Linked DNA regions of Homo sapiens: region 1 is linked to region 2. Evidence: chromatin loops called from intact Hi-C (ENCODE). Cell type or tissue: gastrocnemius medialis. All regions are shown on one strand. Each heading gives the region's core, and the rest is flanking DNA. Links, peaks and the distances in the headings are about the cores only. Region 1 overlaps MAP2K6 (mitogen-activated protein kinase kinase 6). Region 2 overlaps LOC105371878 (a long non-coding RNA gene).

Region 1 (12,743 bases), core at 3,082-11,081, 110 kb after region 2:
CTGTCCACTGCATGTAAACAAACACCCAACAAAAGTGGTTGCAACAATAGGGATTTATTACACCCTTTATGAAGATAACTGGATTTATACTGTTCCAGGGCTGATTAATTCAGTAGTTTAGCCATGCCCTGGTGAGGGATGGTATCCCTGCAATTCCTGATTACCTGACTTTTTCTTTCTGGTCACAGGAGGGCTACTGTAGCTCTAAATATCATGATGTAATATGACAACCTCGAAAGGCAGGAAGAGAGGACAGTATTTCTCCCCTGAGTCTCATTATTTTTAATCAGGAAGGAAATCTTTTCAGGAGCTCCCAGCCGACTTTCTCTTAGGTTTCGAACCTGGAGCCCAAAGCTGTGTCACTTTTTCATTCTCAAACCTGTCCTGTCAAAGGCGGGGCATTATGGTTGGTGTAAACTAGGGATTAGCAAACTTTTTCTACAAACAGTGAGATGGTGAGTATTTGAGGTGTTGTGGGCCACATATGGTCTCTGCATATTCTTGTTTGTTCTTTTTCCCTCCGCCCTTAACCCTGTAAAAATGCAAAAATCATTTTTTGGAGCTTAAGTTCTAAAAACTGATTTGTTTAGTTATAGCATGACCAACCCTGCAGATATGCCTGGGACTGAGTGGGTTCCTGGACTTTCAGTTTTTTTTTTTTTTTTTTTTTTTTTTAAGACAGAGTTTTGCTCTCGTTGCCCAGGCTGGAGTGCAATGGCGCGATCTTGGCTCACTGCAAACTCCACCTCCCGGGTTCAAGCAATTCTCCTGCCTCAGCCTCTCGAGTAGCTGGGATTACAGGCGCGTGCCACAACACCTGGCTAATTTTTGTATTTTTAATAGAGATGTGGTTTCACCATGTTGGCCAGGCTGGTCTCGAACTCCTGACCTCAGTAGATCCGCCCGCATCGGCCTCCCAAAGTGCTGGGATTACAGGCGTGAGCCACAGCTCCTGTCCTGGCCTTTCAGTTTTAAACCCAGAAACATCCAGAGCAAACTGGGTGTAGTTGATCATCCTGTTTAGTGGACCTTCTAGGAACCTGGCTGTGGCTGGTCTGGAGCGGTGAGTGCCTATGCTTCGGGCCTCTTTGGCGGAAAATAACACCTGTGTCTTGAGATGTCTCTTCTGTTCCATTACAGAGAAGAAACTTGGTTAGGGATGGCCTGGGGTTTGTATTGAGTCTTATTTTAAAGTAAGGCAATTTTATGTCTTTAGAACTTCAGGAAATCATTGATTCTAGAGATTGGCTTGAATTACCCTTCTCCATTGTAATTATCAGATATTGAAACTCATTAGAGTTTGGTCTACTCAGAGCTACCCAACTGTGACGTTCATAAGGTGGATGGTAATTGGAGGGTGAGGTGTTGTTGTGTACAGAGATTTGCTTGACTGGATCAATTGTTTTCTCAGTGGGGTCTAGGCATCTGGTGATGTCTGCCCTAAGTGATTTTTCCCCACTGGTCTGTCACCACTAAACCCTGTTATTTCTACCCAGAGATGTCTCCCCACCTAGCCTTCCTCCTTCATCCTAGTTAATTGCTTTCTTGTGGGTATTGACCATTTCATGAGTACTCTTACCCCACCTGCCCTTATCTAGAGATGTTTTTCATCACTCTACAAATCCCTGCCCTGCACTGCTGCTGACTATCTTCCTACAACACATCTGTCCCCACGCTTCCGTTTTAAAGTTGTCCCTGCTGCTTCCTTTGGACACTTCCATTTGACTGATAAATGCCAGCTTCTTAGCTTGGACGCCCTACCTGACCTACTGCTTCACGGCCGTGCATACGGAATCCTCTCACAACCCACGTTTTTGCATATGCTGTTCCCTTCTAGAACATCTCCTTTTCCTTGTGGAACCATCCTCTCTGATCTAAATCAAATGTCTTCTCTGTGAGACCTCCTCAGCAAGAGTTCCTACCCCAGAGAGACTTCAGCATCTCTCTACAATGGTGGTTTCTTCTGTTGAAGGATGCAGCTTGGGATTTAGCAGATCAAAGCATGGCCCCTGCTAGTCCTTCTAATTACCTTTGTGCATTAACAGGAAGCATTTGAGGAAGGACTCCCACGCCAGCACCATTACACTATTTTCCCTGTCTTATCTGATGCCTGTGGACACGTTTATCCCCTAGGTTGAGTGGTATTTACCTGGAAATCTTCAGTGTTTGGCCCACAGTTGGTATTTGTATGAATGTCTGAATGAACATAGGAGCTCAAGTTGGAATTTTCATAGGGGATCCTCTTCTTATTAAAGTCTGTCCTTCCCTGGGGGCTTGCTACTCCAAGTATGGTCCCTGGACTTGCAGACCAGCAGCCTGGCAACATCAGGGAGCTTGTTAGAAATGCAGGCTTGCAGCTGGGTGCAGTGGCTCACACCTGTAATCCCAGTTCTCTGGGAGGCCGAGGCAGGAGGATCACTTGAGCTAAAAACAAACAAACAAACAAACAAAAATTAGCTGGGCACGGTGGCCTGTGCCTGGAATCTCAGCTATTCAGGAGGCTGAGGCTGGAGGATTGCTTGAGCCCAGGAGATAGAGGCTGTGGTGAGCTATGATCACACTACTCCAGCCTGGGTAACAGAGTGAGATGCTGTCTCAAAACAAAACCAAAACCAAAACAAAACAAAAGAGGCAGGATCTCCAATCTCACCCCAGAGCTGCTGCATCAGGATCTGTCTTCTAGCAATGTCTGCAGAAGATTCCTGTGCACATTAAAGTTCGGGAAGCACTGCTCTAGGCTGGTCTCAAATTATGGCCCATTACTACCTATAACACAATACCTTAGAATTAAGGGAGTCCTAACAAAATTGCAACTGCCTTTCTTCCTTCCTTCCTTCTGTCCCTCCTTCTTTCTTTCATTTTTTTCTTGGAGGCAGAATCTTGCTCTGTCGCCCAGGCTGGAGTGCAATGGTGCCATCTAGGCTCACTGCAACCTCCGCCTTCTGGGTTCCAGTGATCCTCGTGCCTGAGCCTCCCAAGTAGCTGGGGCTACAGGTGCCCGCCATCAAGCCCGCTAATTTTTGTATTCTTAGTAGAGATGGGGTTTCACCATCTTGGCCAGGCTGGTCTCAAACTCCTGTCCTCAAGTGATCTGCCTGTCTCGGCCTCCCAAAGTGCTGGGATTCCAGGCGTGAGCCACTGCACCCTGCCGCTCCTTCTTTCTTAAAATGTACATTCAAGGACCTGCCCTCTACCTACTGAATCAGAATCCCAGTGGGGAGGGCCACTGTATTTTAAACAAATACCTCAGGAGATTCTTATCACCCTGAAGTATAAGGACCACATTCCAGGGCAAATTTTAACTCTTTAGTTGTCTCTGATTTTCCCCAAAACCGTGGACTGAAGATGCTCACCTTCAAAATTAGTGTTAACTCTGTTGTGGTCTATACCCATCTACCTTTCCAGTTTCCCTGTTGCTGTTAATAGCACTATCGTTCTCCTACTGTCCCTAGATTTCTACCTGGCTTTCATTCCCATTATTGAAATACTCTTACCTTGTGCAGTGTCTCCACGTTTCAGGAAAGAAAAGAAGAAGTTTTTGTTAGCATCTGTGGCCTTTTCTAGTAATTGTCCTGTTTCTTTGCAGGTGTTACTTTCCTGTCAAGTTCATGGTGTGTCGCCCCTGTCCTCGTTCTCTGTTGTAGTCTGCCTTCTCTTCCCACTTCTCCACCAAAACTCTTCTCTCAAAAGTCACCAGGGACTTCCTTATTTTCAAATTCACTGACCTTTTGGAGCACATTAAAGCAAACCTCTTAGAGGTTGGCAACCTTATAAAAAAATTTGTATTTGGTTCTAACCTCCTTTGCTGGTGTGCAAAGTTGAACATGAATAGCAACCTCTAAGCCAGAGAGAAATTGGATCTTACTGTGTCTTTACTTGCCAGCCCCCAGGGTAGGAAAGTAGTTGGTCACTGAAAGTTTTTATACTTAAAAACGTGTTTTACAAATTCAGGTTTACTGTGATTTTTTTTAAACATTAAGCTAGTTATTTTAATTTCTAATTCCTTTGATTACTGAATTCCTTCAGGCAAATAATTGCCTGTACTTTTCTTGTGATGGTTAATATTATGTAGTTGATTCTAACTAGAATTTTCCCTTGTTTTCTGGAATGCACCCATATTCAGAGTAACTAAATAAGTCATTATCTTTCCTTTGAGAATATGGGAACTAAATCTTTACAATTCAAGGAAAAGAGAAGAACTTAGATTAAAAGGAAATAGAATAAGAAATACATACACTGGGGATCATGCCTATAATCCCAGAACTTTGGGAGGCCGAGATAGGTGGATCACCTGAGGTCAGGAGTTCGAGACCAGCCTGGCCAACATGGTAAAACCCTGTCTCAACTAAAGATACAAAAATTAGCCAGATGTGGTGGTGCGTGCCTATAGTCCCAGCTACTCGGGAGGCTGAGGCAGGAGAATCGCTTGAACCCGAAAGGCGGAGGCTGCAGTGAGCTGAGATTGCACCACTGCACTCCAGCCCGGGCAACAGCAAGACTCTGTCTCAAAAAAAAAAAAAAAAAAAAAAAAAAGAGGAAAAAAAGAAATACACAAGAAATACATAGATTGCAAGGTGTCTTTCTTAAAAAAAAAATTTTGTTTCCTTCTTCGCTGCCTCCTTCCCTCCCTTCCTCTTTTTCTTCCTTCCTCCCTTTCCTTCATCCTGCCTTCTGCCTTCCCTTTCTCCCTCCCTTTCTTCTTTCCTTTTCCCCTCCTTCCTCCCTTCGTTCCTCTTTTTCTTCCTTCCTTCCTTTCCTTCTCCCTGCCTTCCACCTTCCCTCCCTCCCTCCCTCCCTTTCTTCTTTCCTTTTTACCCTCCTTCTCTCCCTTCCTCCCTTCATCTTTTTCTTTCCTCCATTCTTTCTTTTTACGTATTCATCAGACACATCCCAGATAGCACATTAGGCTCTGGGGATAGAGCAATGAAACAAAAGTGGCCCCTTGCCTTTGAGATGCTTCCAGCTTAGCATGGGGCAGTCCTGTCATCAAATAAACATAACAGATTGCTAAACATACTGGGAAAGTCAGGGTCCAGTGGTGAGGGGAGGGTGTCATGAAGGTGGGGTACATGGAGAAAGGGTGGAAACTCATATTAGAAGGACAGGTGCTTGAGCTGAATGTCAAAAGTTTGCACCATTAGGAAGACGGAGGTATTTAACGCACTGCAGATACATGAGCAAGACCCGGAGGTGTGAGGTTACCTGGTGCAGCTGAAGGAGTATTGAGAGATGAGGCTGGGGCAAGCAAGGAGGAACGTGTTGGGATTTTAATGTGGGAAGTAGCATGAACATATGTCTGTGATGGAGGACAGTGGATAGGAGAAGTTTACTCCTCAAAAATGAGAGATCAGTAAGAAAACCAGTGCAAAAGTCTAGCTAAGACTTGTTAGACCAGGGCACAGTATTTTGTTGTTGTTGTTGGGATAGGGTCCCAATGTGTCACCCTGGAATGCAGTGGCATGATCATGGCTCACTGCAGCCTTGACCTCCTGGGCTCAAGTGATCCTCCCACCTCAGCCTCCCAAGTAGCTGGAACTACAGGGGTGTGCCACCACCCTTGGTTAATTTTGGTGTTTTTGTAGAGAGGGGGTGTCCCCATGTTACTCAGGCTGATTTTGAATTCCTGGGCTCAAGAGATCCACCTGCCTTGGCCTCCCAAGGTGCTGGGATTACAGGCCTGAGCCACCATACCTGGTTGGGGTGCAGTATTAAGAAGTGACATAGAGTGGTAGAAACCTGGAGAATAGGTTGCCGTGGGTGAGCCGCACGGGGAAAGAATAGGCTGAAGACAGAATCAACCTTTGATCAGGAGGAGTGAAGGAAGAGCTCCTTAGAGAAGTAGGATGTGATACAGATTCAAAACACTCAATATCCCTTTCTGACTAACAAGAAAGTCCTTTTTCTACTATAAAAAGCATATAGTAAAAGATGTGAGTGGTATTCCCTTATTCCTTTGCCTTCTGGAGTAACTCACAGCAAATTGACTCCCCTTTCAACAAGACAGCTCTTGAAATGATTGAAAGAAAACTCTCATGACTTTCCTTAATCTCTTCCTCCCTGGTTTATGTACTCCTGGGTGTCCTCACTGCTCTGTATGTGACATGGTTTCTAAACCACTCACCTGCCCTGTGAACATAGCCAGCAGCACGTGGTCCCGATGCAATGGAAAGAATGAGGGCAGTGACTGGCCCTGTCTTCATCCTTTTCTCCTTCAGCGGAGATTTATTTCTTCCAATTTCTGCAGCCAACTCTGTGGGAGTTGTTGGGTTGGTGAACCCGAGGGGTGGAAGAGACAGCTCTGGGACCACTGAATAGCCTAGCTTTGTTTAGGGGCATGTTTTCCTGACTGTTTATGGTGCCTGACAGGGTTGTTTTTGTTCTGGGGAGAGCTCATTTGATAAAGCAGGCTGCTGAGAAAGCTGTGGGGCTCCACTTTTTCTGGGGATATCTCCAAGGCCCCCCAGGGAGCTGCGATTTAGCATCCCGCAGGCACCCCTTGCTCACGGAGGTCATCTGAGGCCCTTTGCATCCTCGTCCCAAGTCTAACTCAGATAGTGGAGGGGAGAGAAACTGTTGCCAGCTTCACCAGCTTAATAGTAGTCAGGAAGGAGTTCAGGCCAGCAAGATTCCATTTTAATCGTCAATCACACATTACCAAATAAAAAAGAAAGAAAAAGCTGCAGCTGTGTGCCACTCTTCATAACTTTTCCTCCGTGGTTGGCAGTCAGATTGCTTTCTTTTGCAGAAAACACGATGTCAGGTTTAGTCAGAATTTATGTGTAGAAATTCGCAAGGAGGCAGTTTGGAAAGGAAGGTGAAATTAGTGAGGTTTTAGTTCGCACTTGGGACGAATTACAGACATTCGGGATGGTGGCATGCGAAAGTATGCTGCATTTTCCTTCTCAGCGCCCCCTGCTTCATCTCATAGCCCTGGGCACATTGCAGAATCCTTCACAGGCAGGGTTTAAATATAGCAAGGCACAACACTGGCCATAGAGGACACGAGAACCTCTACCTCAGTTAGCAGGGGACAGGTTAGCACCTCCTCTATCCAGGGGATGGACTCTGGTCAGCTGATTGGTGGCACGTACATTATTACGAGAGTAAAGAGATGCTTGGCTGGTCTCTGTGGACTCCAGCACATGCAGTCCCTCCATAAAACGACAAGAGAACACAGTGTGCTACTGAACGCCACTAGATCTGTATTGAGCCATCTACGTTTTCCTCTAGAGCCATGACAAAGATGGTTTTTCAAGTGAATTCTAGACCAGCCATCTAAGGAGCTTTAGGTTCAAGTCCCATTTCCACCCCATTTGAGTTTGACGGCCTTGGGTCACCTTCTCAACCACTCAGAACTACGGTTTCTTTTTCAATATGTGTATAGGCCATGGATATTTTTGCCCTGCATACGTGACCCTGTGTGATTAAGTCTCGGCCTCATTTCTGGGCCTCTCCTGCACTATTCTCCTTTTTCACACTCCGGGCGTCAGCTAGATGTTCTGCAAAGCCCTTGGATTTTCCACCTTCATGCTCTTGTTCTTGCTGCTTTCCTTCCCCTTGCCCTTAGAATGCCCTTTTCTCCATATTTGCCTTTAAGAAGTCATGTTTTTGGCCGGGCATGGTGGCTCATGCCTGTAATCCCAGCACTTTGGGAGGCTGAGGCGGGCGGAAAACGAGGTCAGGAGATCGAGACCATTCTGGCCAACACAGTGAAACCCCATGTGAAAGAGGCCCAGCAATGACTTGTCTTTTTTTTTTTTTTTTTTTTGCCTTTCATGGGCAGCACGCAGGGTGCTTTCTGGCTGATAAATCCATACGGTCAGGATTGGCTGACTCCTTCACGGTAATGGGAGATGTATTTGACACTGCTGCCCCTGCTGACCTGTGGGTGCACCAGCCACCGGGACACCTCCATGAGACACAGTGTTAGAGGTTTATGGCTAAGAAACTGATTTGAAGTGTGTGAACGTGTGCCAAGAAAAAATGATTCGGCTTTTGTTATTTTATAATGTTCAGATAATCAATATGAAGCATTTTTTTACATTTTGCTTTCACGTACATATATGTATGTGTGTATATATATGTGTGTGTATATACTTATATGTATATATATATCACTATATAATAGTGAATATATGTATATTATTCACTAATATACATATATGTATGTGTATATATATGTGTATCTATAATTATATGTATATATATCACTATATAATAGTGAATATAAGTATATTATTCACTAATATACATATATGTATGTGTGTATATATATACACACATATATGCACACACACACACATATGTATATATATATACACACGCAATCTTGGCTCGCTGCAACCTCCACCTCCCACGTTCAAGCGATTCTCCTGTCTCAGCCCCCAGAGTAGCTAGCTCCCTCTCTCTCTCTCTATATATATACACACACACATATATGTATATACATACATACACATACATATATGTATATACACACACACACACATATATACACACAAATACATATATGTATATTAGTGAATCTACTTAGAAAGAATTTTATTTTGAAAATAAGCTATAACCAACAATTTGGGAGGCCGAGGTGGGTGGATCACCTGAGGTCAGGAGTTCAAGACCAGCCTGGCCAACATGATGAAACCCCATCTCTACTAAAAATACAAAAAATTAGCCAGGGATGGTGGCGTGTGCCTGTAATCCCAGCTACTCTGGGGGCTGAGACAGGAGAATCGCTTGAACCTGGGAGGCGGAGGTTGCAGCGAGCCGAGATTGCGCCACTGCACTCCAGCTATACATTGCATAGGCTCACCAGTACAACAAAACCAGTTTGTTGATTGATAAATAAATATTTAAAATATTGTATGTTTTTATTTTATTTTTTAATTTATTTACTTATTTTTTTGAGACGGAGTCTCACTCTTGCTCAGGCTGGAGTGCAGTGGTGTGATCTCAGCTCACTGCTGCCTCTGCCTCCTGGGTTCAAGCGATTTTCCTGCCTCAGCCTCCCGAGTAGCTGGGATTACAGTGTCTGGGTCTTAGGTTCCTCATCTGTCAAATGGAGACAGTAATAGTTGATTACATAATTTTCATGAAGATTAAATGAGTTATTGCACGTTTAGTATAGTGCTTTCCCCTTATAAACACTCACTACTTATTTTTATTTTTTATTTTTTACTTTTGAGACAGAGTCTTGCTCTTTTGTCCAGGCTGGAGTTCGAGTCCAGGCTGGAGTGCAGAGGCACGATTTCAGCTCACTTCAATCTCCACCTCCCAGGTTCACGTGATTCTTCTGCCTCAGCCTCTTGAGTAGCTGGGACTACAGGCGTGCGCCGCCACGCCTGGCTAATTTTTGTATTTTTAGTAAAGATGAGGTTTCACTATGTTGCCCAAGCTGGTCTCAAACTCCTGACCTCAAGTGATCCGCCCATCTCAGTCCCCCGAAGTGCTGGGATTACAGGTGTTAGCCGCCGCTACTTATTTTTGTAAGATGTCCTTTTATCTTTGATAGATTATGTACTTATTTATTTATTTGAGACAGAGTCTCGCTCTGTTGCCCCAGCTGGAGTGCAGTGGTGTGATCTCAGCTCACTGCAACCTCTGTCTCCCGGGTTCAAGCAATTCTCCTGCTTCAGCCTCCCGAGTAGCTGGGATTACAGGCACGTGCCACCACGCCCGGCTAATTTTTGTATTTTTAGTAGAGACTGGGTTTCACCATGTTGGTCTGGTTGGTCTCGAACTCCTGACCTTGTGATCCCTCCGCCTCGGCCTCCCGAAGTGCTGGGATTATAGGCGTGAGCCACTGCCCCCATCCAGACTGTGCATTTATTTAAGAGAATAAATATTGTGTTCATTTTTACAGACCCCCACAGAGCCTGATGCATAATAGCTCCTTGATAATATTTGTTGATTGAATGAATGGTAGCTATTTTAATGGTCAGAGCCACCTGGACTCATTTAAGTTGCAATCTATGCATACGAGATTGGACCATATCCAGGCAAGAATTCCAGATTCATCCTGTCCTTGTCAGTACCCTAGTTGGGTTAACTGAAATGACTGCCTGGAACACAAAGTCTTTAATAAAATGATATTACTATGCTCTATAAATCTATAAGTTACAGCCTGCCCTTATTTCCCTTATTTAAATTTTTCCTGCCCTCTTGCATTTTGTATCAAAAGCAACCTAAGTTTAATAACTTCAGCAAAGGTAAACATTTCTTCCTTTTGCTTTAAGATTCCCAGTGTATGTGTATTCAATCAGCAAATGTTTGTGAAGCGACCTACTGTACACTTGGCAGCAGGCTGAAAGACAAAAGGCCACCTCCTGATACATCCTTATTGCTGATTTTGTTAATGGTAGAGGTGACAAGGTAGGGGATGCAGAGGAGGGATGTGCCCTTCCTGGTGATGTTTTGTTTTTTTCTTTTTTTTTTTTTGAAACAAAGTTTCGCTCTTGTTGTCCAGGCTGGAATACAATGGTGCAATCTCGGCTCACTGCAACCCCTGCCTCCTGAGTTCAAGAGATTTTCCTGCCTCAGCCTCCCAAATAGCTGGGATTATAGACGTGTGCCACCATGTCCAGCTAATGTTTTGTATTTAGTAGAGATGGGATCTCACCATGTTGGCTAGGCTGGTCTCAAACTACTGACCTCAGGTGATCTGCCCGCCTTGGCCTCCCAAAGTGCTGGGATTACAGGCATGAGCCACTGCACCCAGCCCTGGTGATGCTTTTTAGTGCCTCTAATTCTTCTGAGCCTTTTCCTCCACTTCTTAGAAATATATAGACCTTTGGCTGGGTGTGGTGGCTCATGCCTGTAATCCCAGGACTTTGGGAGGCCAAGGTGGGTGGATCACCTGAGGCCAATAGTTCAAGACCAGCCTAGCCAACATGATGAGACCCCATCAGTACTTAAAAAAAAAAAAAAAAATGCAAAAATTAGCCAAGCATGGTGGCGCACAGCTGTAGTCCCAGCTACCAGCTACTCGGGAGGCTGAGGCAGGAGAATAGCTTGAAACAGGAGGCGGAGGTTGCAGTGAGCCAAGAGCAAGCCACTACTCCAGCCTGGGTGACGGAGTGAGACTGTCTCAAAAAAAAAAAAAAAGAAAAGAAAAAAAGAAATATATAGACCTCCTCTTTCCACCCCCTTCCTCTAGTAGCTTGTCCTTTATCTTCCCTTCCTCTATGGAAAAGCATATTGTAAATTAAAGAAGTCAAAAATGCAAGAGGGTATTCTGTATTTTTACTTTTACTATGATCTCCGTTTTCCCAGAAAGTGTGTAGACCCTCCTTATCATCCCTCAGCTCTATTCCTTGGCCCATTCCTTTCTGGAATTTGTTTCTCAAGCCATCGGCACTGCATCCCCTCCAGTGGTTTGAAACCGGGCAAGACTTTGCATTCCAAAGCAAAAGTGGAAATCAGATGCTCTTAGCAATCCCTGTGAATGCCGGGAAATCCCGTGGCATTTTCTTACAGAAACAGGTTATACTGGGTGGATGGGTTTAAAGCATTATTCACAGGACTAATTGTATGACTTGGAGCAGCCTCGGTTTCCTCATCTTTCCTCATTTTTCCTCATAAAATGACTTCTACTCACTTAAGGCCTGTTCCAGGTTCAAAGATCTAGGATTCACTTATGTTATCAGTTAAATAGGCTTTTGTTGGGCTGATGGTGGAGGCTCCCCATTGAAATATTGTGTATCTGGGAAATATATGCAGAGCTAAACAATCAGATTAACGAGTGAACTTTTGATGTACCATCTGTTTATTATGGTGGTTCTACCATGAAATCTGTTGCAAAGATAATACTAACAAAGCAGAAAAGTGCATCTTAATATTTACATGGATTACAATAAGAATTGGTAATGACTCATGAACTGGTAATCTCAGCGGCTCCCATTCTATCCTTCTGGTTAATGCTTTACTTGAAGCTGAGTTTTGTTCCACTAATTATTTCTTCATACCTGCATCCTAGGCAGTAATAAAGGGGTCTCTATATAAGGCAAAGAATATGGAATTAAGTAAGCGAGGTACCATATATGAATAGGTACAAGAAGAGACTGAAACATGTTAGAATTTGTGTTTTGATACTTGTCAGGGAGAACTCCTGGGATGATGTTTTACCTAATACTTAATGATATCTGACTGCTCTGCTCTGCAGGGAGCACAGCCATGTGGTGCTCATTGGCTGATGTTTGTTAGGAAGTGGGCCATCTGTAGCCAGGAAGGCTTGAGATAATCAGGAGGGGGAAAGTGGGAGGAGAATGGATTGTATGGAGCTGTGAAATGCCATTGTGGTGAGTTTCCTTTCATTGTGTATTGATTGGGTTTTCTAGAGGACAGCTCTGGACTGAGTCTTTTTCCATTTTCACTGTTGCTAGGTTGACTGTTAAGTAATGCTTTTAGACTTCTTGGTGAGACAACTGAGAACATCCTGGAACTACCATACTATAAAAATGTTAATGTGTACATATCTATGTATAACAGTAACTCCCAAATCTCAGTTTTTATTCAGTCTTTTCCTTGAAGCTTAAGAATTGAGTAAGCAGTTGTTTGCTGGATTTCTTTTCTTAGTTTCGTGTTTTTTTTTTGTTAGAGTCTCACTCTGTCACTCAGGCTGGAGTGCAGTGGCATGTGATTTCAACTCACTGCAACAACCCAGGTTCAAGTGATTCTCCTGCCTCAGCCTCCCAAGTAGCTGGGATTACAGGCATGTGCCACCACGCCCAGCTAATTTTTGTATTTTT
Region 2 (12,743 bases), core at 3,276-11,275:
GATGGGGAAGTGGAATTTAGTTTCAAACTCCAACCTATCTCTTAAATCACTTATTTCTATTTCAAGCTGAAGGAGAGAAAAATTATTTTGCATGAAACCTATGAGAATTTAGGGTGCTTATCAGGAAAAGGGGAGTGTTCTGCTAGTAAAGGCTTTATTTAAATTTACTAAGAGAGAGTGTATTTGCTGCTTCTATGGCAATTTTTCTGTATGACTACTTTCTAACAAAAATGAAATCTTTCTGTCCAAAATAGGTGAGTGCTTTAAATGAGAGAGCCTATATCATAGTCTTTGATTGTTGATCCTGTTTTTACATGGCTTTGGAACAATCTCAGGTTCTTAATTCTTAGCTTTTCCTTTACATAACTATAAAAATGGAGATGATAAAATGCTGAAAAGTTTTAAATGTTTGTATGTGTTTGTTTGCTTTGTTTTGGGATTCCCGAGTGGACATTTTTATCGCTATGAAATATTACTACACTGGGAACTTGAAAATACAGGGGCAGATTCAGGGGGCAATGCCATAAAAATGAAGACAATTCTGATGAAACAAAACTTTAAAAGTATGAACTTTTAAACACTTTAAAGATATATATCTTAGAATTAAGTTTAAAAAAAATTTTTTGAATGTTGATGAGGGTACAGGGCAATAGAGGTTCTTATATACTGCCAGAGTGGTGCATACTGGTAACATCTTTCTCGAAAGTAATTTATCAACATGTGTCAAGAACTTTAAAAATGTTTTTAAGCCAGGTGTGGTGGCTTATGCCTGAATTCTAGCACTTCAGGAGGCTAAGGCAGGTGGATCACTTCAGACCAGGATTCAAGACCAGCCTGGCCAACATGGTGAAACCCCGTCTCTACTAAAAATACAAAAATTGGCAGGGGGCAGTGGCTCATGCCTGTAATCCCAGCACTTTGGGAGGCCAAGGCGGGCGGATCACCTGAGGTCGGGAGTTCGAGACCAGCCTGACCAACGTGGAGAAACTCCGTCTCTACTAAAAATACAAAATTAGGCGGGAATAGTGGCGCATGCCTGTAATCCCAGCTACTCGGGAGGCTGAGGCACCAGAATTGCTTGAACCCAGGAGGCGGAGGTTGCAGTGAGCCGAGATCATGCGCCTGCACTCCAGCCTGGGTGACAGAAGGAGACTGTCTTAAAAAAAAAAAGTGTTTTTATTTATTTGCTTAGGCTGCCATAACAAAATACCGTAGACTCAGTGGCTTAAACAGCAGAAATTTATTTCTCACAGTTCTGGAGGCTGGTGTCCAAGATAAGGTGCCAGCTGATTTGATTTCTGGTGAGGGCTCTCTCTCTGGCTTATAGAAGGCTGCCTTCTTGCTGTGTTCTCACAGAGCAGGGCTGCAGGGAGAGAGAGAAATATCTTTCTTTCCTTCTAAGACTTTAGTCCTTCCTATTGGTTAGGGTCCTATCCTTGTGACCTTATTTCCTAATGACCTCTCTCTAGATATAGCCACATTGGAGATTAGTCACCCACATAGGAATTTGGGTGGGGAACATAATTCAGTAATGTTCTTACCCTTAGATCAAGTAATTCAACTTCTAGCAATCTATCCTGTGTGCATAGTGTAAGGTATGGGTGGGGAGGAAGGGGAGAGAACTGAAATGTAGCCCTAGATGTGAGCTTATTTATATTCATCATATTCTTTATTTACAATTTAAAATAGAAAAACAACACAATGTTCAAAAGATATTTTGAACACAATACACAATACACAATACACAAGTCTGTGTTTGTACCCTAACACGCTCAAAAAATAGTTGAGTGTGTTGTGGCACAACATAGAAAATTAGACAGCCAAAACTTTTAATTTTTTTAATCATGGGAAAATGATTACATTCTATTTTAAAATGTAGGATAATGGCTGGGTGTGGTAGCTTACGCCTGTAATCCCAGCACTTTGGGAGGCTGAGGCGGGCAGATCACCTGAGGTCAGGAGTTTGAGACCATCCTGACCAACATGATGAAACCCCGTCTCTACTAAAAATACAAAAATTAGCTGGGTGTGGCGGTGCACATCTGTAATCCCAGCTACTCAGGAGGCTGAGGCACAAGAATGGCTTGAACCCAGGAGGTGGAGGTTGCAGTGAGCTGAGATCGAGTCACTGCACTCCAGCCTGGGCAACAGAGTGAGACTCTGTCTCAAAAAAAAAAAAAAAGAAAAGAAAAGAAAAGAAAAAAGAAAAAAATGTAGAATAAAAAGTTATTTATGTACTGTGACAGCCACAATGTAAAATATATGTATAGATGCATAGAGAAAAGCCTTAGGAAATATATTACAAAAGATTAACAGTGATTATGTCTGGGTAGCAGGATTATATGAATTTTTATCACATTTTTTGCAATAAGCATACAGTGTATTGATAACATTAAAAAATTTTTTCAAAGTGAACAAATATGTAAATGTGGGGTAAAGTCAAAATAGGAAAGCTAAATGTGTATGATTATCTAGGAAACCCACCAAGTATCTTAATGATGAGATGAAATGAATTTTCTAATAAAATCTCAGGTAAATAAATTTAGGCTGTATTTATTTGTTTGTTTATTTATTTATTTTAGCTCTATTGTTCTTTGTAATCCCCAAAGGGTTTCCTTCCTTATTCTGCCCATGTTTACAGGTTGGAGATAGAAAAATAAGGAGAATGCTTCTGTTTACAGTGTGTAAATTGAATTTATTGTTCTTTTAGATAGGGCTGCTGAATGGAACACACGAAAAGCCATTTTTTTTTGTATGTAACTTTTTTTTATGCCTTGCCTTATTTCCAACATAGGGGTCCTCAAATTTTCTTTACAACAGAGTTGAATTTCAGGCTTCAGTGGAAGTAACGATGAAACCTGATCTTCTGCTATTAAAGAATCTCCTCCTGCTGCTCTCTATCCTTAAGCTTGATGAGATCCCTTTTGAAAATAAATGTTCGGGCTGGGTGCAGTGGTTCATGCCTGCAATCCCAGCACTTTGGGAGGCCGAGGCGGGCGGATCACCTGAGGTCAGGAGTTTGAGACCAGCCTGGCCAACATGGTGAAACCCCATCTCTACTAAAAATACAAAAATTAGCCCGGCGTATTGGCACATGCCTGTAGTCCCAGTTACTCAGGAGGCTGAGGTTGGGAGGATTGCTTCAACCCAGGAGGTAAAGGTTGCAGTGAGCTGAGATAGCGCCACTACACTGCAGTCGGGTTGACAGAGCGAGACTCTGTCTCAAAGAAAAAAGAAAAGAAAGGAGGGGAGGGGAGGGGAGGGGAAAGGAGAGGAGAGGAGAGGAGAGGAGTTGAGGTCATTATTACAAACAATTCTGCCTGAGGGGAGGGGAGGGAAGAGGAGAGCAGAGGAGAGGAGAGGAGGGGAGAGGAGTTCATTATTACAAACAATTCTGCCTGACACTGAAACATGACTTTTGTTATTGTGGATTGGTTTGTCTTTCTTTTCTTTTTTCAGACAGTCTCGCTCTGTCGCCCAGGTGCAATGGTGTGATCTCGGCTCACTGCAACCTCCGTCTCCCGGGTTCAAGTGATTCTCCTGCCTTAGCTACCTGAGTAGCTGGGATTACAGGGATGCACCACCACACTCGGCTAATTTTTTTTCTATTTTTAGTAGAGATGGGGTTTCACCATGTTGACCAGGCTAGTCTCGAACTCCTGACCCCATGATCCACCTCCCAAAGTGCTGGGATTACAGGCGTGAGCTACCGCAACTGGCCTCAGGTTTACTTTATTTTTTTTTTATTTTTATTTGAAATAAAGTCTCACTCTGTCACCCAGGCTGGAATGCAGTGGCATGATCTCGGCTTACTGCAACCTCTGCCTCACGAGGTCAAGTGATTCTCCTGCCTCAGCCTCCCAAGTAGCTGGGATTACAGTCATGTGCCATCAAGCCCGGCTAATTTTTGTATTTTTAGTAGAGATGGGGTTTCACCATGTTGGCCAGGCTGGTCTCAAACGCCTCACCTCAGGTGATCCGCCCGCCTCGGCCTCCCAAAGTGCTGGAATTACAGGTGTGAGCCACCATGCCCGGCCCGGTTTTACTTTAGAATGTCCTTGGACAACAGCGTAACTGCCTAATGAATTCTTCCTACCCATTGCACTGACAAAACCAATTCACTGAGACCATGGCATTGCAATAAAAAAGAATTTAATTGACATGAGGCTGGTCACACCCCATGGGAGACTAATTTATTACTCCAATCAATTTCCCTGAAAATGTGAGCCTGGGCAACATGGCAAAACCTGTCTCTACAAAAAAATACAAAAATTAGCCAGGTGTGGCGTGCACCTGGAGTCCCAACTACTTGGGAGGCTAAGCCTGGGAGGTAAGGCTGCGGTGAGCCCGGATCACACCACTGCACTCCAGCCTGGGCAACAGAGTGAGACTCTGTCTCTAAATAAATAAACAAACTATAAGCTAAATGTCTCTCAAAGTTAGCTTGGCCTAAGCCCAGGAATAATTAAGGGCAGTTTGGGGATTAAAGGCAAGATGCGGGTTGGTTAGTCCTCTCACTGTCATAATTTTCTCACTTTTATAATTTTTGTGAAGGCGATTTCAAGAAGTGGAGTCTATTCAGTTAGTTGGGGGATTTAGAATTTTATTTTTGGTTTACACTTTCCAAAAAGCCCAGCTCTGAGAAGTAAAAGTCTAGGCTTTCAAATATGTGTGTGTGTGTGTGTGTGTGTGTGTGTGTGTGTGTGTGTGTGTGTATTCAGACAGGGTCTTGGTCTGTCACCCAGGCTAGAGTGCAGTGGCATGATCCCAGCTCACTGCAGCCTCAAACTCCTAGGCTCCAGAGATCCTACTGTTACAGTAGGTAATTAGTCTGATATGAGCAGAGGAGGAGAGGCTCCTCTCCACATCAGGAATGTCAGGTGACCATCAGGTGATGGTCAGTCAGTGGTTACACTGTCTCTTTAAAAGAATAATTAGTCGCAGCTGGTGGCAGGGAAAGGCAGTCGCCCAACAGATAGAAACACCTGAAACTGGTGATCAGCATCTTCCTGATAAGATCTCAGGAGTTGAGCAACTGGGCTCAAGCATGTGCACTAAGAGGCAAAATAGCAGAGTTTAACTGGTATATGACCTTTCTCTGGAAATGCTTGACTGGTAAGGGAAGAACACCTTAAGTGAGCATGTGTACAACTTCAGTAAACACACTTCAAGTGCAGCCCCTCCAAGTGCTAGCAGGCCACTGTGCATGCAGATCGCCCACCCCAAAGGAAGAATCAGGGGAGAAGTAATGCAACCCTGGAAGTATGCCAGTGTGTAAGATCCCAAGTCAAAGGCCAAACTGCACACTTGAATCTCTCAGGTTGCCTGCTTGGCCTTCTTCCAGTGTATTTTACTTCCTTTCATTCCTGCTCTAAAACTTTTTAATAAACTTTCATTCCTGCTCTAAAACTTGCCTCAGTCTCTCACTCTGCCTTATGCCCCTCCATCAGATTCTTTCTTCTGAGGAACAAGAATTGACGTTGCTGCAGACCTGTATGGATTCGCCACTGCCAACACTCCCACCTCAGCCCTCTGAATAAGCAGGACAACAGGTGTGCATCATCATGCTCAGCTAATTGTGTGTGTGTGTGTGTGTGTGTGTGTGTGAAGACGACTTTTCACTATGTTGCCCAGACTTGTCTCAAACTCCCGGACTCAAGTGATCCTCCTTCACTGGCCTCCGAAAGTGCTGGGATTACAGGCATAAGCCACCATACCCAGCCCCTCAGAAATATTTTTTTATTTGTGTTTTTCAAAAGCTTATTTTGGAGTACAAATGCCACCAATTTGACTATTCCATCTCTATGTTAAGTATACTGGGTAGTTCGAATTTCATAATATAATTTACAGAAGATGGGAACAACCTCAGTAAATAACTCAAAATTTATCTGTGTGTTCAAGACCACACTCATTTATTCAACCTATATTTGTTGAGCACTAACTATGTGCTAGACATTGTCCTAAACACTGATGGGTATACTTCAAAAGATAAAAATACAGTTGGTTTTCACAGCATGTAATAAGTTCCCTGAAACATTTTGAAAGAAAAGTGGTGACCCAAATATATGTTGTACTACAATAATTCATTGGTGGTTGAACACCAGATAATGTACTCTGGGGACCTAGGCAAAGAATATGAGCATATCACCACCTGAATAAAACCATGAATTAGTTACAAAAGCAGAATCCCAATCGATTTCCAGATTGGCATCAAGGTAAACCAAACAGTGTTACAAATCCAACTCAGGCAAACAAGAGATTAATGAGCTAATAAAAAAAAAAAAAGCAAGCAAGTCACAGACTAAGAGGAAACCAATGCATAAAAAAGTTCAAAATAGGGCTGGACGCAGTGGCTCACACCTGTAATCCCAGCACTTTGGGAGGCCAAGGTGGGCAGATCACGAGGTCAGGAGTTTGAGACCAGCCTGGCCAACATGGTGAAACCCCGTCTCTACTAAAAATACTAAAATTAGCCAGGCGTGGTGGCTAATTTTAGCTAGCTGTAATCCTAGCTACTCGGGAGGCTAGGAGAATCACTTGAACCCGGCAGGAGAATCACTTGAACCCTGGAGGTGGAGGTTGCAGTGAGCTGAGATCACGCCACTGCACTCCAGCCTGGGCGACAAAATGAGACTCCGTCTGAAAAAAAAAAATTCAAAATAGAAGGGAGGTGAAACTGGCATAATTCTCTGAGTGTGGATTTAAGTATTCACCAATCTTGATGAATACTTAAATATAATGTTTGACATTGTGTCAGTGGCCTCAAGCCTAATCATGCTAGTGTAATAATCTTTTTTGGCTTTTGCATTTTCTTTCTTTCTTTTTTCTTCTTCTTATTTTTTGAGATAGAGTCTCCCTCTGTTGCCCAGGCTGGAGTGCCGTGGCACAATCTCGGCTCATTGCAACCTCCGCCTTTCGGCTTCAAGTGATTCTCCTGCCTCAACCTCCCGAGTAGCTGGAACTACAGGTGTGCTCCACCATGCCTGGCTAATTTTTGTATTTTTGGTAGAGATGGGGTTTCGCTATGTTGGCCAGGCTGGTCTCAAACTCCTGGGCTCAAGTGATCTGTCACCCTCAGCCTCCCAGTGTGTTGGGATCACAGATGTGAGCCACTGCGCCTGGCTCCTTTTGCACTTTCAAGACAGTTATAAGCAACTTATATAAGTTATAAGTTATTTTAGAACAAATTAAGTAATACTTATGCACAGTCTGAATAACAACGAAGTTCTAAGTCACATTCGTTTCTCTTTATTTTCTCTTGGCTTTCTTCTATTTGCATGGCCTCAAGTATCACCTCAATACTCAATCTGTAACCCGTAAGAGCAGCCCAAGCAAATGACTTGGCACATCTTCCAAATTCTAGTGATGCATCACCAAATGCTTGCTGGCCATTTTCCCCGACTGTTTTGACATCTCAAACTCACGATGTCCCAGACATCACCTTCCTGGAAATGTATCTATCCTGCTGTAATCATATGCACCCCCTTCATGGTGCATGTGATCACCATGGCACCACCCCCATCCCTTTTCTTCTAAACTCCTTCCTCTTCCAAGTCTCCCAGATTCAGAACCTCAAAGCTGTCTTTGATTTTTGTGTCTGAATCACTATCCTTCTAGCTTACAATTCCCATCCAGGCTCAGATTCATACTAAATCGAGGTAATCAGTGAGGTAGTCTTTACATATGTTTGATTTTTATTTGTATATGCTATAGAGAGGCATATCTCTGGGTCATATTCATGACCTCTTTTTAATGCCTCTTTTTATTTTTTTTGGCCACTTTAAGAAGATGTAGAAGAGATGTATGTGGTTGCAGCAAGTTGTTTTATTTGTATTCATGAGTGCTGCCAGTCTGCTGAAAAATGCTTGTCGATGATGGACTGTTCTCAGTTATCCATTCCCTAGTTTTCTCTGTGAAAGAGAAATTGGTCACCTTTCACTCCAGCCTGGGCAACAGAGCAGGACCCTGTCTTAAAAATAAAATCGATTACTTTTATTGAACAGTATAAAAAAGAGGATAACATTCCATCAAGTGTAATAGTGACAGAAAAATAAAACTGTGCTTTCCTTTTCCAAAAAAAAACCAAAAAAAAAAAAACCAGGTATTGTCCTAAAGCAGCAATCCTCAGTGATGTAGACTGAATATTTGTGTTCTGCCAAAATTCATATGTTAAAATCTGTTGCCAAAATGTGATGTGATTACGAGGTGGGGTCGTTGGAAGGTGACCAATGACCGAGGCTGGAGCCCTTATAAAAGAAACTCCAGGCTGGGGGCAGTAGCTCACACCTATTTGGGAGGCCAAGGTGGGTGGATCGCTTGAGCCCAGGAGCTCAGATACCAGCCTGGCCAACACGGCAAAACCCCATCCCTACTAAAATGACAAAAATTAGGCAGGTGTGATGGCATGCTTGTAGTCCCAGCAGCTTGGGAGGCTGAGGCAGGAGAATCACTTAAACCCAGGAGGCAGAAGTTGCAGTGAGCTGAGATCATGCAAGCACACTCCAGCCTGGGCGACAGAGTGAGACTGTCTCAAAAAAAAAAAAAGAAACTCCAGAGAGATCCCTTCCTTTTCTGCTCTTCCACCATATGAGGACACAGTGAAAAGACAGCTGCCTGTGAAACAGCAAGCTGGCCCTGATCAGACACTGAAATCTGCCAGTATCTTGATGGTGGACCCCCCCAGCCTCCAGAACTGTAAAAAATACATGCTAATTGTTTATAAGCCACTCAGTTTATGATATTGTGTTGTAGCAACATGAACTAAGACAGTACTTAATTATGCTTTTTCATATTCTGGAAACAACATTTTAAGACAGTGATTCTCTTTCAGGGTATCTGTAACATCCAAATAATACAAACATAATAATACTGAAGGAAACCAGAATATGCCACCCCAAAATATGCTGCTTTGACATAAAAATTATTTTCAGGCTGACGGCATTACAAAGCAGCAAACAGAAGAAAAGCTATCTCTATCCAACCCCTTTTCTCCCTTAATTTTTCTTTACTGGAGACAACCCTAGACTCTTACCAGCCCAGACATGGCACCAGAGGAATCTGCAAACAAACTTTACTGCACTAGTTTCCTCCCATATATTTTACCTTCCCACAGTTTCTAAGCCACTGCTTTGAATTACTTTTCATTGAGATTTCTCTGCATGATGTGTGTTATATTCATCAATAACTTAACTTTTCTCTTGTTAATCTATCTTTCATTATAGAAATCCCAGCTAAGAACTAGGAGGAGTTTAGGAAAAAATTAATTAGTTTTCCTCCTGACAATGCCAAGATAGAATGTTAATATGCAACATGTTCATCATTGCTATTTTAAAATCAATCAATATTTAAAATTTTCTTTGTTTCAATTACCAAAACATTAAGTGTTGATAGTTATAATCCACATAGACAAAAGTTCTTTGAGATACTCAGTAAGTCCTACAAGTACAAAGTGGTACAGAAACCAACAAGCCCAAGTGTATTAATATGATTTTATTACATTAGTATTATACTATAGTATTATATTACTAGACTTTGAAATGGGCATAAAAGGGTACCAGGTGTCATATTATGCACACCTTTCTGGGTTATCTCTTGTCATTATCTATGAGGTATTTTATAACTCTGTAAATTGTAGAGAGCTAAGAATAATACACATGATTTCTGACCATAGAAATGCAGATGAATTGTGTGCTGGCAGAAAGCAACTGATTATTGCCCTATGGATATTGACAACTTTCACCAGTTTTGCAGCTATTTTAAAATGTATTTCAGCATTCCTGATTGCCTACGTATCGTTAGCATTTTAGATTTTCCTTTGAACCACATGTCTCTTGATAAACTAGGAGTTCTTCATTGATAAGAGTTATGTATTCTTTATTCCCTTATCATCTAATTGGTGCTATAATCATTGGGGGGAGTTAAATAAGGTCAGTCTAACTGGTAAGTATTTGAGTATGAGAATGTTAATACTTGCCTTATTTTTTTATAGGGTTTCCTTTATTTTAGTAATTTACTTTCCTGCAGTATTTGTCCTTAATTCTATATAAATTTTTTACAGATTATACAATTAATTAGCTGAAGTGAAACAACAAAAGTTAGAAAAAGCAAAGCAAGAAGATTGTACCCAAAATAGAGCAAGGGAAAAAATTTATAAGGGGAGCAGGCAGATGGGGAGAGGGACTTCAGTGTTTCAAGCCTAAAGCATACCACAACTGAAACTGTTAAATTTAATTTTTATTCGCTCTACAGAAAACACTAGAGAAACTTTGAGCCAAAAATACATGCTGACTTTATACAGTGTAAAGAGTTTTAAAAATTATGTGTACTACTAGACAAAATTATTTAAAGTCAATACCTTTTTCTTCAAGGAATTTCACATCTTGTGATTCCTTCCCTGCTCATCAAGGTTACCTTAGTTTCTCTAAAGATTGAGTCAAGATTTATCTTCAAGATAGTGCTTTTCAAAAGAATTGATGCATAATCCACAGTTGTCCTGTCTGCCCACAGTTCTTTTATTTTGGTTCATTTTATCTCCACTTGAATATGGACATACTGATGCCACTTTCAAAAATTCTCTACATTTTAAAAAATAAATGGCTCTCAATTTCTGACATCCTCTCTAAACCCAAATGAGTTCAAATCATATTTGTTCATAAGTTGTCACACTGAAGAATAGCATGGGATATACCACTACCTTCAAATCCAGACATTATGTCCTCAAGATAAAAGGCTTAACCAAAAAAAAAAAAAGTCCATCTCGATGTATTATGCCAACATGAAACTGGAATAGTAAATCAACATAGCTGAAAATTTCCCCATGTCGTATGCTTTTTATTTTTTATTTTTGTTATTTATTTGTTTTTTGAGACAGATTCTCACTGTGTCACCCAGGCTGGAGTGCAGTGGCATGATCATGGCTTACTGCAGCCTCAACCTCCTGGGCTCAGGCGATCCTTCCACCTCAGCCTACTGAGTAGCTGGGACTACAGGCACATGCCACCATGCCTGACTAATTTTTGTATTTTTTATAGAGGAGGTTTCATCTTGTTGCCCAGGCTGGTTTTATGCTTTTAAATGATCAGCTCTACAGGCTTGGAGCCAACCTTTATGGTTATCAATACCCCCATAACTTTAACCTGTCTTAGGTATCAGACTATTCCTTTTTTATTTTTTCCTTGCTCTGTCGCCCAGGCTGGAGAGCAGTGGTGTGATCACAGCTCACTGCAGCCTTGACCTCCTAAGCTCAGTTGATCCTCCCACCTCAGCCTTCTGAGTAGCTGGGATCACAGGTGTGTGCCACCATGGCTGGCTAATTTTTGCTTTTTTTGTAGAGACGAGGGTCTCACTATGTTACTCAGGCTGGTCTTGAACTCTTGGTCTCAAGCAATCCTCCCACTTGGCCTCCCGAAGTGCTGGGATTACAGGCACCAGCCAGCACACCTGGCCTAATACTCCTTCTTATATGTGTCAAAAATCATACTAAACAATTAGTTCTGGGTTGCAAATGAGGATTTGTTTTTTTGCGTCTGTCCATACATTTTTGTTAATATTTGTCCTCTTTTGGGAGTTTTAATTCCTTTATTCCTCAAACAGGTGCAACCCATAACAGACCTCCTGTATTAGTTATTTCCTTCTCCAACATTTCTCTTTCTTTTTTCCTTTTCTTGTGTTATTCATCAATTCCACCCCCAAAATCCAATGAATTGAGTTAGGCAGGGCACGTATTTGTGTGTGCATATAAGGAGATTGTGGCAAAGGTCATATATGATACTCCTTTTTTTTTTTTTTTTTTTTTTGAGACAGAATCTCGCTTTGTTGCCCAGGCTGGAGTGCAGTGGTGTGATCTCGGCTCACTGGAACCTCAGCCTCCCAGGTTCAAGTGATTCTCCTGCCTCAGCCTCCAGAGTAGCTGGGATTACAGGCATGCACCACCACGCCTGGCTAATTTTTGTATTTTTAGTAGAGATGGGGTTTTGCCATGTTGGCCAGGCTGGTCTCAAACTCCTGACCTCAGGTGATCCACCCTTCTCGGCCTCCCAAAGTGCTGGGATTACAGGTGTGAGCCACCACACCCGGCCATGATATTACTATTAAGCATACAAAACAAGTATGGAGTATACTCTTGTAGTGGATAAAAGGTATACAGACATAGAATACAGATCTCCTGCCCCCAGAGTTTATTATTACCTGGAAGAGGAGAAAATACATTTATAGAAATAATGTGTTGCAAGGAGGAAATTCTATAAAAGTGATACTGATAGAATGACATAGGCCTTCTGAAGAAGAAGAGAATCCTTCCTGCTTGGGAGGTAAGAATAAATTCAGGGTGAACTATTGCATTACGAATTTCTCATCTTGAGATTCTAATTAAGTTTAAAAAAAAAAAAACACACAACTAGCTCAGGCATGGTGGCTCACACCTGTAATCTCAGCATTTTGGGAAGCTGAGGCAGGAGGATCCCTTGAGCCCAGGAGTTCTGGCTGCAGTGAGCTATGATTGTGCCACTGCACTCCAGCCTGGGCAACAGAGCAACAGGCTGTTAAAACATCCTCTCTGTCACACACACACACACACACACACACACACACTACATAGAATGGAAGTTTTCTTCACTGGGGAGATCTTATACCTTACCAAAGGTTTTCAGTTGGGAGAATATTTTTTCAATAAACATAATAAAGTGGTATTAATAAGAAATGCACAGTATATGGACTATATATATATATATATTTAAGTTTTGTCA

What was found. Peaks named below come from ENCODE experiments on the same cell type or tissue, not always from the same donor. Only the 100,000 strongest peaks of a DNase experiment are listed, where the experiment ranks them.
Region 1: a loop joins it to region 2, with 5 times the contacts of the local background. A loop is called at or near these places in 2 of 110 quality-filtered maps.

Annotation. Positions count from the first base shown.
Region 1 is chr17:69,455,203-69,467,945 of GRCh38, forward strand. All of the region lies in intron 1 of MAP2K6 (mitogen-activated protein kinase kinase 6), which reads left to right. Among named protein-coding and RNA genes, the nearest start is that of MAP2K6-AS1, 24 kb to the right of the region's middle. In gastrocnemius medialis, for the core only: a CTCF peak has its summit at 6,897; DNase peaks (open chromatin) are centred at 6,139 and 7,069; H3K4me3 peaks cover 592 bases; H3K27ac peaks cover 7,806 bases.
Region 2 is chr17:69,343,687-69,356,429 of GRCh38, forward strand. All of the region lies in intron 3 of LOC105371878 (a long non-coding RNA gene), which reads left to right. It also overlaps the pseudogene LOC124900401. Among named protein-coding and RNA genes, the nearest start is that of ABCA5, 23 kb to the left of the region's middle. In gastrocnemius medialis, for the core only: no CTCF peak of the experiment used is centred there; DNase peaks (open chromatin) are centred at 6,525, 7,104 and 7,405; H3K27ac peaks cover 8,000 bases.